Linked DNA regions of Homo sapiens: region 1 is linked to region 2. Evidence: chromatin loops called from intact Hi-C (ENCODE). Cell type or tissue: ascending aorta. All regions are shown on one strand. Links, peaks and the distances in the headings refer to the core of each region. The heading gives the core; the rest is flanking DNA.

Evidence for each region. Hi-C counts contacts between places; a loop is a spot of excess contacts. Peaks named below come from ENCODE experiments on the same cell type or tissue, not always from the same donor. Only the 100,000 strongest peaks of a DNase experiment are listed, where the experiment ranks them.
Region 1: a loop joins it to region 2, with 4 times the contacts of the local background. A loop is called at or near these places in 1 of 110 quality-filtered maps.

Annotation. Positions count from the first base shown.
Region 1 is chrX:23,375,509-23,379,912 of GRCh38, reverse strand. It overlaps PTCHD1 (patched domain containing 1), which reads right to left. Exons shown (of 3, transcript NM_173495.3): 2 at 1-322. Among named protein-coding and RNA genes, the nearest start is that of PTCHD1, 43 kb to the right of the region's middle. In ascending aorta, for the core only: no CTCF peak of the experiment used is centred there; no DNase peak of the experiment used is centred there.
Region 2 is chrX:23,500,657-23,507,044 of GRCh38, reverse strand. No RefSeq gene overlaps it. Among named protein-coding and RNA genes, the nearest start is that of PRDX4, 160 kb to the left of the region's middle. RefSeq lists an enhancer at 1,055-1,594. In ascending aorta, for the core only: no CTCF peak of the experiment used is centred there; a DNase peak (open chromatin) is centred at 2,674; H3K27ac peaks cover 1,102 bases.

The sequences.
Region 1 (4,404 bases), core at 405-4,404, 130 kb after region 2:
CCATGTCATTGAGACTGTTGATTGACTGCAGGTAGTAGGTGAGCTGGATGGCCTCTGCAGATTTCACCCGGTCTTTGCTGTGCACAGTGACGCCCCCAAGCTGGTGCCCATTGTACACAGCCCTCCCGTCCTTTAAGTGAGTGATTGGGTATGTGATAGCAAAATTGGTCCGATTGGTGGCCCGAGCATTCTTTAGCTCTTCCAGGACGTGCACTATGTCATCCACGATGCAAGTCTTATCATTATTCAGGATACATATATGGGCAAACGTGTAATTAAAACCAGGCCTTGGAACCTGGATCTTGGTGACAGCAGCATGCAACTGTGGGGGAAAAAAATGACAGCATTTATTAATCAAATATTTCTATTTTTATTTTTTGGAGAGGGTGGACATTCCGTCTCTAAGCTAAACAGTTCAAATCAAATGTTATAAACCTAGATCAGAAATAGGTAGTAGGAATGTGAAACACACATTTGACCAGTGGTTCTCGCAATGTGGCCCCTAGAACAGCAGCAGCAGCATAACCTGGGAGCTTGTCAGAAATGAAAATTCTTAGGCACCATCCCAGACCTGGTAAATCAGAATTTCTGGGGTGTAGCCCAGGAATCTGGGTTTTCGCAAGCCCTCTTAAGAATTCTGATGCAGCTGACATTTGAGAAATGCTGCATTAAAGTACCAGTATTCTTTCCACGTGTTCTTTATTTGTGACCCAATTGGTCTATACTGTTGGGAAGTCTTATATAGGTCCCCTGTTCAGTGTCCCTGTTGAAAATGTAACATAGAAAGTGAACTAAGGTGCAATTCCAAATGCAGAGATCCTCTGCTGGCTCGTCCTTTAATGCCGATTTGCAGGGCAACTAAATGATCTCTTCATCCAATTAAGTCTCTCTCTACCATATAAGACAAGAGGTTTACCTTGAGGGTCCTTGTTGTCTCTGGCTTTCCTTGCCTACATGTATGGGAAGGGAGCTATAACTGTAAGAGCCTGGCTGGGATATATGGGAATCATGCTAAAGGAGAACAATGGGATTTATTCTACACACCTTGCTCTATACCGAATTTGCTGTGCCCAGGTACTGAATGCTTGTCATCAAAATATGCAGGAGAATACACGCACTAATTTAACTGCCCCTACTACATGCCAGGCACAATTCTAGGCTCCTTATACAGATAAACTCATTTAATCCTTGCAGCAAATTACAAAGTAGGTTCAAGTACTAGCTTCATTTTACAGATGAGGCAATACAGAGAAGCCAAGTCACTTGCCCAATGTCACACACATAGTAAGAGGCAGAGCTGGGCTATACCAGGCAGTCTGGCTCCAGAACCTGTGCTCTTGGCCCCTCACCATACACCTCTAGCCATCTGAATACCTAAGGTTCTTGTTAGCAACTAATTTCTGAATTTATGCTTTTACTGCCCCACTCCTAAAAGTCACAAATGCTCTATTTCAGATATGTACGAGTATGTGTAATCTACTGTCTAAGATAAGAAAACAAGGTAGTCGAGGGGTGTGGTGGGAGTAAGGGAGTTAAATGAGCTACTACCACGTGTCAGGGCTTCACACCTTAAATTCTCTCAACAAGTCACTTTACAGATAAGAAAACTGGGGCTCAGGGAGGCCATGTAGGTAGGAGGAATGGCGGGGCTCATCACTGTCTTTTTGAAAATGGCATATCATGTTACTGTTTCAGTGGTAGCTACACAGGTCCTTAGTTTAACTGTTTTGACTCACCAGTAGCTTATCCTCATGGTGGCTTTGCTTTCTCTGTATAAAATGTGGCCCGTGTGCAAAATGAGGCCAGTGACAGACATGTAGTTGAGTGTTAAGTAAACTAGTACATCTACGACTGTGCTTAGCACTGAGTGGACTCTCTCAAGAGTATAGATAGCCATTATGACATATCTGATGAATGAAGGACATTTCATCTGTAAAGAAGCTAGAATTTAACATGCACAGAGTTGTTATACTGTAGCTGTGCCACTACAACTCATTACCTTCTCCATGATCCTGATATATTTTCTCTCAAATCTGTGCTAAATAGACTATCTGTTAAGACATTTTGCTGCGCATGTGCCTGGATGAGTGGGATATTATGCTTTTAAAACAATGTCTGAGGGGCACTAGCTGTCAAAGTGCTTTCATTAGCACAGAGCATGAGTGGAGAATCCTAATTCTCAGTGGCCCCTTGCCCCCCATCTCTTCATGGGTACCAACCCACAGGATCAGAAAACATTTCATTGTATTATGTTTGGCTGAAATAATTTGAATTCCTTTATATAAATATGTAAACACACACACACACACACACACACACACACACACACACACACACCCCTAGGAGGCTATTTTCACAGCCTAATCATATGCTAAATGTTTGTTTTGATGCTTTGGGATTAATGGTGAGCAAAATGTCTTCCATGATTTTAAGCTGTGAAAGTGTGTTTTTATCAATTCTTCTCTAAGCATGGCCCAGTGAATTTTGATTAAAAGAACTCCTAGTTACAAAATATTTCAAATTATAAAAGGTTATTTTGGAAGAAAGAAGAACTTAGAGGAATTTAAAGACAAGAGAGAGTTTTGATAAGCACTGAAGAAAGACTTTGGGAAAAGATTCAGAATAGGCTAGAAAAGGAGTGGTATTGAAAGCATGCCTAAGTGTAATATTTAGTGCATTGTTTGTTCCCATGAGCAGTGTAATAAATCTCCCTTAAAGTGATTACTAAATATGTCAAGAGAAAAAGATTGCCAAATAAGATGGTGTTAAGCCACAGGGCTGAACCCAATTATAGCAAGGGGATATTTTCCATCCATTCTCTATGACGGCCATGCCCTTCTGGGTGGGGAGTTGTAAACTCTTTAGGGATCTTCCAACTGTGCAGATCTACTGCTATGACCCCAGGACCATACATCGAAGAAAACAGACACCATGTTAACCCGCGTACTACAAGACCATAGGAGGGAATCTTGGAAAATGAGAACCTTAATGAAGTTTGAGAGGGAAGGTTTCTTAACTCACTTCCAGAGCTGCTGTAAGATGCAACTGCCTTGACTTTCCGACAGAGTGGTGGGTAGAACATGTCACTCTTGCTTCTGAGTGGCAGAGTTCTGCAGAGTGACAAAGCAGCCAGAGAGAGGGTGTTGGCTGAGGCCACCCACCTAGCAGGGGGAATCTGTAGGATTCTACTGTGGAATAAGAGGTGAGAGGATAACAAGAGTTATAATAAGGAGTTGAGACTCCCTTCTGTGACTTCTGCAGTGGCTCAGTTCTGATCTTTGGTGCTTATGAATACACATAAGCACAGACACAATCCACTCTTGGAAATCCACATAGCCGTGGGCAGATATACTGCGCATGCTACCTGAACATCTACCTATACCGAGTTTTAGAGTGCCCTGATTTACTTTCCTAAAAGAACCCCACTCAAGGCAGTAGAAACATTAGTGGATGTTCTAAACTGTAGTACCAGATATATTCACAGAGGGAAAAGAAAGCCAGGGTTTGAAGCTATGCTTCAGATAATCCACAAAATGGACAACTGCGATCCATATAAGCTTGTTATTGAACTAGGTAAGAGACGCTCTTCTCAGAAAAGAAAACGAAGGAAAAAACGACACAAACTAATTGTCCTGACCCTTAATGTGGTCTAAGTCTGTGGTGTGAAATAACATATAATCCATGTTTCTATAACTATGTATAGATTCTAGATTATTCATTCAACACACATTCAACAGGTACTCATCAAATCTACTATGCTGTCAATAATAGGATAATTTTCCTGAATTTAGCGTGCTTGCACTCGCGCGTGGAAAAAATCTCATGAGATGCAGTGTCCAAAACAAAGGGAAACTCCTAACAGTAAACAACGCCAAGTGCTTTGTACTAGTAAAGCCCGAACCAGTGTCAATTTCAATAACAATATTTTTTATTGTTATTGTATTTGCTGCCAAAGAGGCCAAAACTGAATGTTAGATTGAGATTAGTTTTAAGGCTCTGAACACATCACGTAAATTATTAGCTTCTTTGCTCTCATCATTCTTCAGGTTAAGAATGATAATGATAATAGTAATTAGTTTTCTAAGTGCTTTCTATACAGTTGAAAAATGTATTTAAAACAGACTCTGTGGCAATGGTGATACTATTATCCTCATTTTATAGCTGTTGCAACTGAGGCCTAGAGACTTTCAATCACTTACCTGAGATGAGCCAGTAAATAAGGGCAGACCTGATTCTCAAGTCTTACTCCACAGCAGGACACTTAGCATACACCAACAAATTCAGCAGTGAGCATGAAGACAACTTGGGGGTGGATAAAGAATTGTCAGCCCGGCCGGGCGGCGCGGTGGCTCACGCCTGTAATCCCAGCACTTTGGGAGGCCGAGGCGGGCGGATCACGAGGTC
Region 2 (6,388 bases), core at 1,151-5,150:
TCCCAGGAAAGTTGCAGAGAGACCCTGAGGTACTATTGTTGCAGAACTTTCTCCTTAGTTCAGCTCACACCGGGCTCTTGTCACATGACCAGGAAACATTAGGCTCGCAGACACATAGAAGGGTGAGGAAAATGGAATTTATTGGGCAAAAAGGAAGAAGGAAAAATAATGCTCAGCAAAGTGAGAGTCCTGCTAGCAGGTTTCCTTCCTCACAGATTGAATCCCAGGTCACCACCCAGGAACAGGAGAGGCCAGGCTCCTTCCCCCTGCAGATGGCACGAACTTCCTGAGACTCCACCAATCTTCCCAGTGAGCAGGTGGGCATTATTCAGAAGGAATCAGCTGGGAAAGGGCAGGCTTCATCCGGGACCAGCAGTCCAGTTTTTCAGCCTTCAGGCTGTTTTAGGCTTGAAGGTGGGGTTTCACCAGGGACTCTTGGCTGTCTCCTGTCTATCACTATGAGCGGATGGCTTTTATTTGTCCTGTTTGTTTTCTTTATTAGAAGGAAGAAAGGCTTAACATGTTAGGATACTCACAGAAGAGTATTTCAGTGCTCTACATATGCCTGCCTAGGAAGAGGATTAAAGTTAATGTTCACTTGAGTGCCCATCAAGTGCCAGGTTTGGTGCTGTAAGTGCACATCTCCCAGCGGCCCTCCAATGTATGGATTATGATTGCAACTTCATTTTTAGGATACTGAGACTCAGAGAAATGATGTAATTTGCCCAAGATCACACAGCAATTAAATCGGATTTAGTCAGTCTGACTCTAAAACCCAAGTTCTTTTCATTGCACCACATTACCTTTCAAAAAGTAAAATACATCAAGTGTTAAGTTCCATCTCCATGTTTCCCAGGCACTTTGACCTTCTGGGAGATGGTGGTTAAAAGGTCAGGCCTGGAGCCAGTTTGCCTGAGTTCAGACTTCACACCTGCTCATAGCTGTGTGGCCCTGGGAATGTTGCATGCCCTCTCTGTGCCTCATTTCTTCATCTGTGTCATAGGAGCCAGGAGAAAACTCCCCCTTGGCCCCGTGAGGGCTTGCTGAAAAATCCGCTGACAAAAGGCAGATTAATAAGAGAAAAGGCAGAGAAATGTATTCACGTGCATTGAGGGAAAATCACAGAATGATTACTCCAACCCTCTAATGGGGTACAGAGGCTTATATATCATCTTGAGGCTACAGAAAGATTGTGATCTCAGAGCACGGCCAAAATAAGTTATGGTGGAAATCAGGTTACAGTGGCAAGACAGGTTATGGGAGGGGGAGAAGAGGAGGCTTAGCTAACAAAGGGAGTTTTGTTATGTAGAAGAAACCTCACTGGTAGCAGTCCTCAGAGAGCTAGTGAATGTTTCTTTCAGGCCCTGAAAGGTGTCAGACTCTCAGTTCATCTTTTGAACAAGGGAGGGCTTCAGAGACAGCCTGGCTGCATCCATGCAGATTTTCTCTACAGATACATATCTTCCCCACAAAAGAAAGCTTTTTAGCTATTCTTGTATTTCCAGCCGTTCTGATTAGCCATATTGAAGTATGTCAAGGAAATATATTTTAGAGTGAAATATTTTGGTTTCCTTCAGTATAAAGGGTAGTAATATTAGCTTCTACCCAACAGGGTTGCGGTAAATCCAGAATGAGCAGCTAGAGCAGTGCCTGACATATGGTGGAGACCAAGTTAGTATTTATCATTGAGCTTTGTGATGACACTATTTTATCAGCGGAGGAACTAACTAATTTGCCTGGAGTGGCACAGCTAGAATGGAGAAGCGCAGCTGAAATAGAGTTTGAACCCAGCCTGATAATGTACCCAGGGTTCTTTTCATTACATCTCAAGGAAAATTAGCAGGAGTCACTGAGAATTAGGGAGGACACAATGTACTCTTCTGAGTCCCTGAAATGTTTGTGTTGGCTTCTCAGAGAGAAAAAAAACATAACAACCGTTCTCTGGGATATGAAAAATCCAATGTCCATAACCAGAGGGCTCTGATTTCCAGTTTCAGCTCAAGAAGCCAGTCATTAAGAAGGCCCTCACAGCTTCCTCACTCAGTGTTTTCCCTTAGAATCCTGACCCACTGTAGCCTGCACCCTTTTTCCCTCCCCCCAGGACTCCCCACCTCCAGGGCTGGCATGATCCCTAGAATTACTGTGGAGGTAGCAAAGAACTGATGATCAGCATGAAGTGGCTGTGATTTGGGTCTCCTTGCAGAGCTAAGCCTCACATTGGTTGCTGTAGTCCAAGCTTTGGGGAAGACGGCCATAGTACTGTGTGCTAAGCCACTTCTGCCTATTGTTTTTTTTTTTTTTTTTCTTGAGAAGGGGTCTTGCTGTGTTGCCCAGGCTGGAGTGCAGTGGCACCATATCAGCTCTCTGCAACCTCTGCCTCCTGAGTTCGAGAGATTTTTGTGCCTCAGCCTCCGAAGTAGCCGGGATTATAGATGTGCACCACCATGCCCGGCTAATTTTTGTAGTTTTAGTAGAGACGGGGAGCAAGAGTCCCAATGCACTTTGGGGTGAGATGTGTGAAGTGTCGCAAGTAGCATGAGGGAGACAGATGGGAAAACTGCTGGCGGGTTTTAACTAGGGCTGCTCTTGGCTGGCTGGGCCTGGAAAACTTACTCAGGCCAGCAGGAACTCTTAGCAGCTGCTGTTTGCCTAGAGCTGGGCTATGATTAGAATGTGTCACCACCTGCTCTACCGGTCACTGACTCACCTGGCATTGTGCCGACTGCTGGATCAGAAGGAGAAATCCTTGGTTTTCCTTGGTTACTAAGCCACAGCTGGGGACTGTGGTCGGCTTCAGAAAATTTCTGACATCCCAACTCTATTATTTTAACTTAAACAATACACAAGACAAAAAACCAGTACGAGACAGTTTCCATATACCTATTTGATTAATTTGCCAGTTACTTATTCATTATTAGTTAACAAAAGCTATAAGCATTTTTTATCTGAGGTTTCATAGCTTTCGTTTCAGATGGTAGTAATATAAAGATGAGTAAGACTTGGTACTAGCCCTTGGGGAGGGGGTCATGGTCTGACACAATACTACACTGTAACATAGGAATCCAGAATAAGAAGAACAGAAAGTCAAAAGCCCATATTATTTTGGTAGTTTATACTTCTCCAAGTTATAAAAAGAAGTCACAACTCAAGCCATATCATGACTAGTGCTTCTATACGTGTTATTTATCTCATTTGAAAACAGCTTTTTAACTGTCCTAAACTCCTCACCACTCCTCCCTCCAATTTGTAAGCTCTTTCTTCAAAACCTGACTGCAACCTCACCCTGAGATATCTTCTTAGTTATGCCCCATTTGATTCTGATTCCTACATATTTCTACACATAGGACTTTTATTCCTACTTACAGGATTCCTTGGTATTTATGGTGGGCTGTTCATTTATCCTGAATGTATTTGTATTTGGGGGTATATAAAGATGTGTATTTTCATGTAAATTTTATTGAAGTAAATTTTATTTTATAACATGTAAATTTTATTTTATAACATGCATATGGAAGAGGAAACATATTATAAGTGTGCAGCTCAATTAATTTTCACAAAGTGGACATATCCATGTAACCCGGACCCAGATTAAGAAACAGACCATTCCCGGCATCCAAGAAACTCCCCTTGTGCTCCCTTCCAGTCACTACTCCCTTGAAGGTAATCACTCACCTGACATCTAATAGCATAGATTAGTTTTGCCTGGTTTTATACTTGACATAAATGGAATCATATGGTCTTTACTCTCTTGTTTATCATTTCTTTCTGTCAACATTCACCTAATACCATCTTAACTCTACTGAAACTCAGCCTTGTTTGAGAAATTATTCATGTTATTATGTGTATTTGTAGTTTTTTCACTTCCATAATTGTATACCTTTTCGTTAAATGAATATACCACAATAACTTTTTCACTTTATTGTAGAAGGCCATTTGCGTTGTTTCCAGTTTTTGACTCTTGTGAATAATGCTGCTATTAATATTCTTGTAAATATCTTTTGAAGAACATATATGTACATTACTGTTGAGTACATACCTAGAAGAATTCCTGGGCTATAGGGTATATGTATGTTCATTCAGTTTTAGTAGACACTGACAGTTTTTCAAAGTGATTATACAAATTTACATTCCCATCAACATTTTATGATAATTGTAATTGCTGTAAATCCTTACTAACACTTAATCTTGTCTTTTTCATTTAGTTATTCGAGTGAGCATTTTGTGAATACATACACATATATGCATACATGCATATTTGTGAATATGTTAATATATATTTGAAAATCATACATGTATTTGCAAATCATATTACTGATTGCATGTCTGTGTTTCCAATGCAATTATGAGCTCTCTGAGGGCAGGGTCTATCTTTTTTAATTGTTTTGTACATTCTTATTCCATAGTACAATGCTCTATACCAAATTCATAGTCAATAGGCTGTTGCTAACTGACTATATAACCCAAAATGGTGAAGAATTAGGCTGGTGATACAGAATAAAATAAATATGGGTCATTTCTCATTGTTTTTATAGCTTTTAAATTTCAGAAGTGCTCAAGGTCCTGTAACCTTAAGAAAACTCCTCCATCGTGCATGGTGGCTCATGCCTGTAATCCCAGCACTTTGGGAGGCTGAGGCAGGAGGATCACTTGAGCCCAGGAGTTTGAGGCCAGCCTGGGCAACATGGCAAAACCCTGGCTCTACAAAAAATACAAAAATTAACCGGATGTGGTGGTGCACGTCTGTAGTGCTAGCTACTCTGAAGGCTGAGGTGGGAGGATTGCTTGAGCCCAGGAGGTAAGGAGGTCAAGGCCGCAGTGAGCTGAGATCGTGTCACTGCACTCCAGCCTGGGCAACAGAATGAGACCTTGTCTGAAAACAAACAAAAACTCCTCAACACAGTTAAGATAAACAATAATGAAAGACCTATTTGCTCTAAGGGAGAGGCAGAATACTTCTAACATGTTAAGTAGTGCTGTTTCTTGGTAGAGTTGTGAGGTCACCCATGTTTATTGATACTGTTTTCAGATTCCCTGCATCTTTTTAAAAACTGTGTTCTTCCTTTTCTCTCATGTTCTCATGTTCCTGGTGTAGGAGTCAAGAGGAACTCTTGGCCCTCTTAAGGCTTGCTAAAACATCAGTTACATGAGGCAATTGGTTAATAGGAGAAAAGGCATATAAATTTATTTAACGAGTATACACAGGAGCCTTCAGAATGAAGACCCAAAGATACAGGGGAAATTGTCTATTTTTATGTTTAGGTTCAACAAAATACGGACAGCCATGTAGAAATATGATTGGAGGAAAGGGGTATGATATAATGCTAATACACTGCTTGGGGAAACCCATCAAGGCCTGTCTGTCTAGATTTTTCTTGGCCTCTCTGAGCATCCATTCCTTCCTTCTGGGTGTGGGGCGGGACCCAATAGATCAGATGATTTTTTTATAGCCAGTTTTTATATGTAAAGGTAGAGGGGAACTTAGAGAAATATTTTTTAGGTTTTATAACTAGCTTTAGGGAGGAGTTCTGGTTTCTGTGACTTGCCTTGGGAAAGAGAGATTTTAGTTTCTATGGCTAGCCCTGGGAGAGAATGTGATTGAGAGATAGGAGGGCAGGGAAAGGTCAGAGAAAAATTTTTGCTTCTGAGACTGATTCTGAGGCCTTTATTTTTGGGTATTGTTTTCTGAAGCTCAACATCCCCCAGTATGAAACTTCCTCGAGAAGTTTCTCAATCAGAAGTTGGGTTGGTGGATTGTCTTTTAAGCCATTTGAGTAAGTCTCTAAGTCCTGATAATAGGCTGGTTCAGTTGAATAGTTAATATTTATGCTTGTATCTCATTTTAGGCATTGATGTTATAGATGGACTTTCGCCAAAGTCTGGCTTCTATATTATTTGACAATCAGATAAGAGGCATTTCCATGGAAACAAAATAAAAATAAAGATTAATGGCTAGAATAAACTGTAAACTCAGTTTTTGAGTCCAGAGGGCAGCCAGTTGAGAAGATTTTTAGATGTTGGGCTGGAAGCATCTTTAGATGAAGTGAGAGCAGATAGTGGCAATCTGATAATTTTTCTGGTTTGTAGTTTATATCAGATGTTTTAGTGAACTTTTTGAGTAGTCTATACATCAACAAACATGAAGATTGCTTTTTTTGTTGTTTAGACTAAAGGTACCTTTTAAAGTTAAGACTCGGTTAACCTTATGACTTAACCAAGGATGCATGAAGCGTCTATAAAAGGTACAAAGCAGTCCTCATAAGATCTAGAACTATCCCAAAGACGGCTTAAAGAAAGAAAAGTTGGCCAGGTGCGGTGGCTGGGATTACGCCTGTAATCCCAGCACTTTGGGAGGCCGAGGCGGGTGAATCATTTGAGGTCAGGGGTTCAA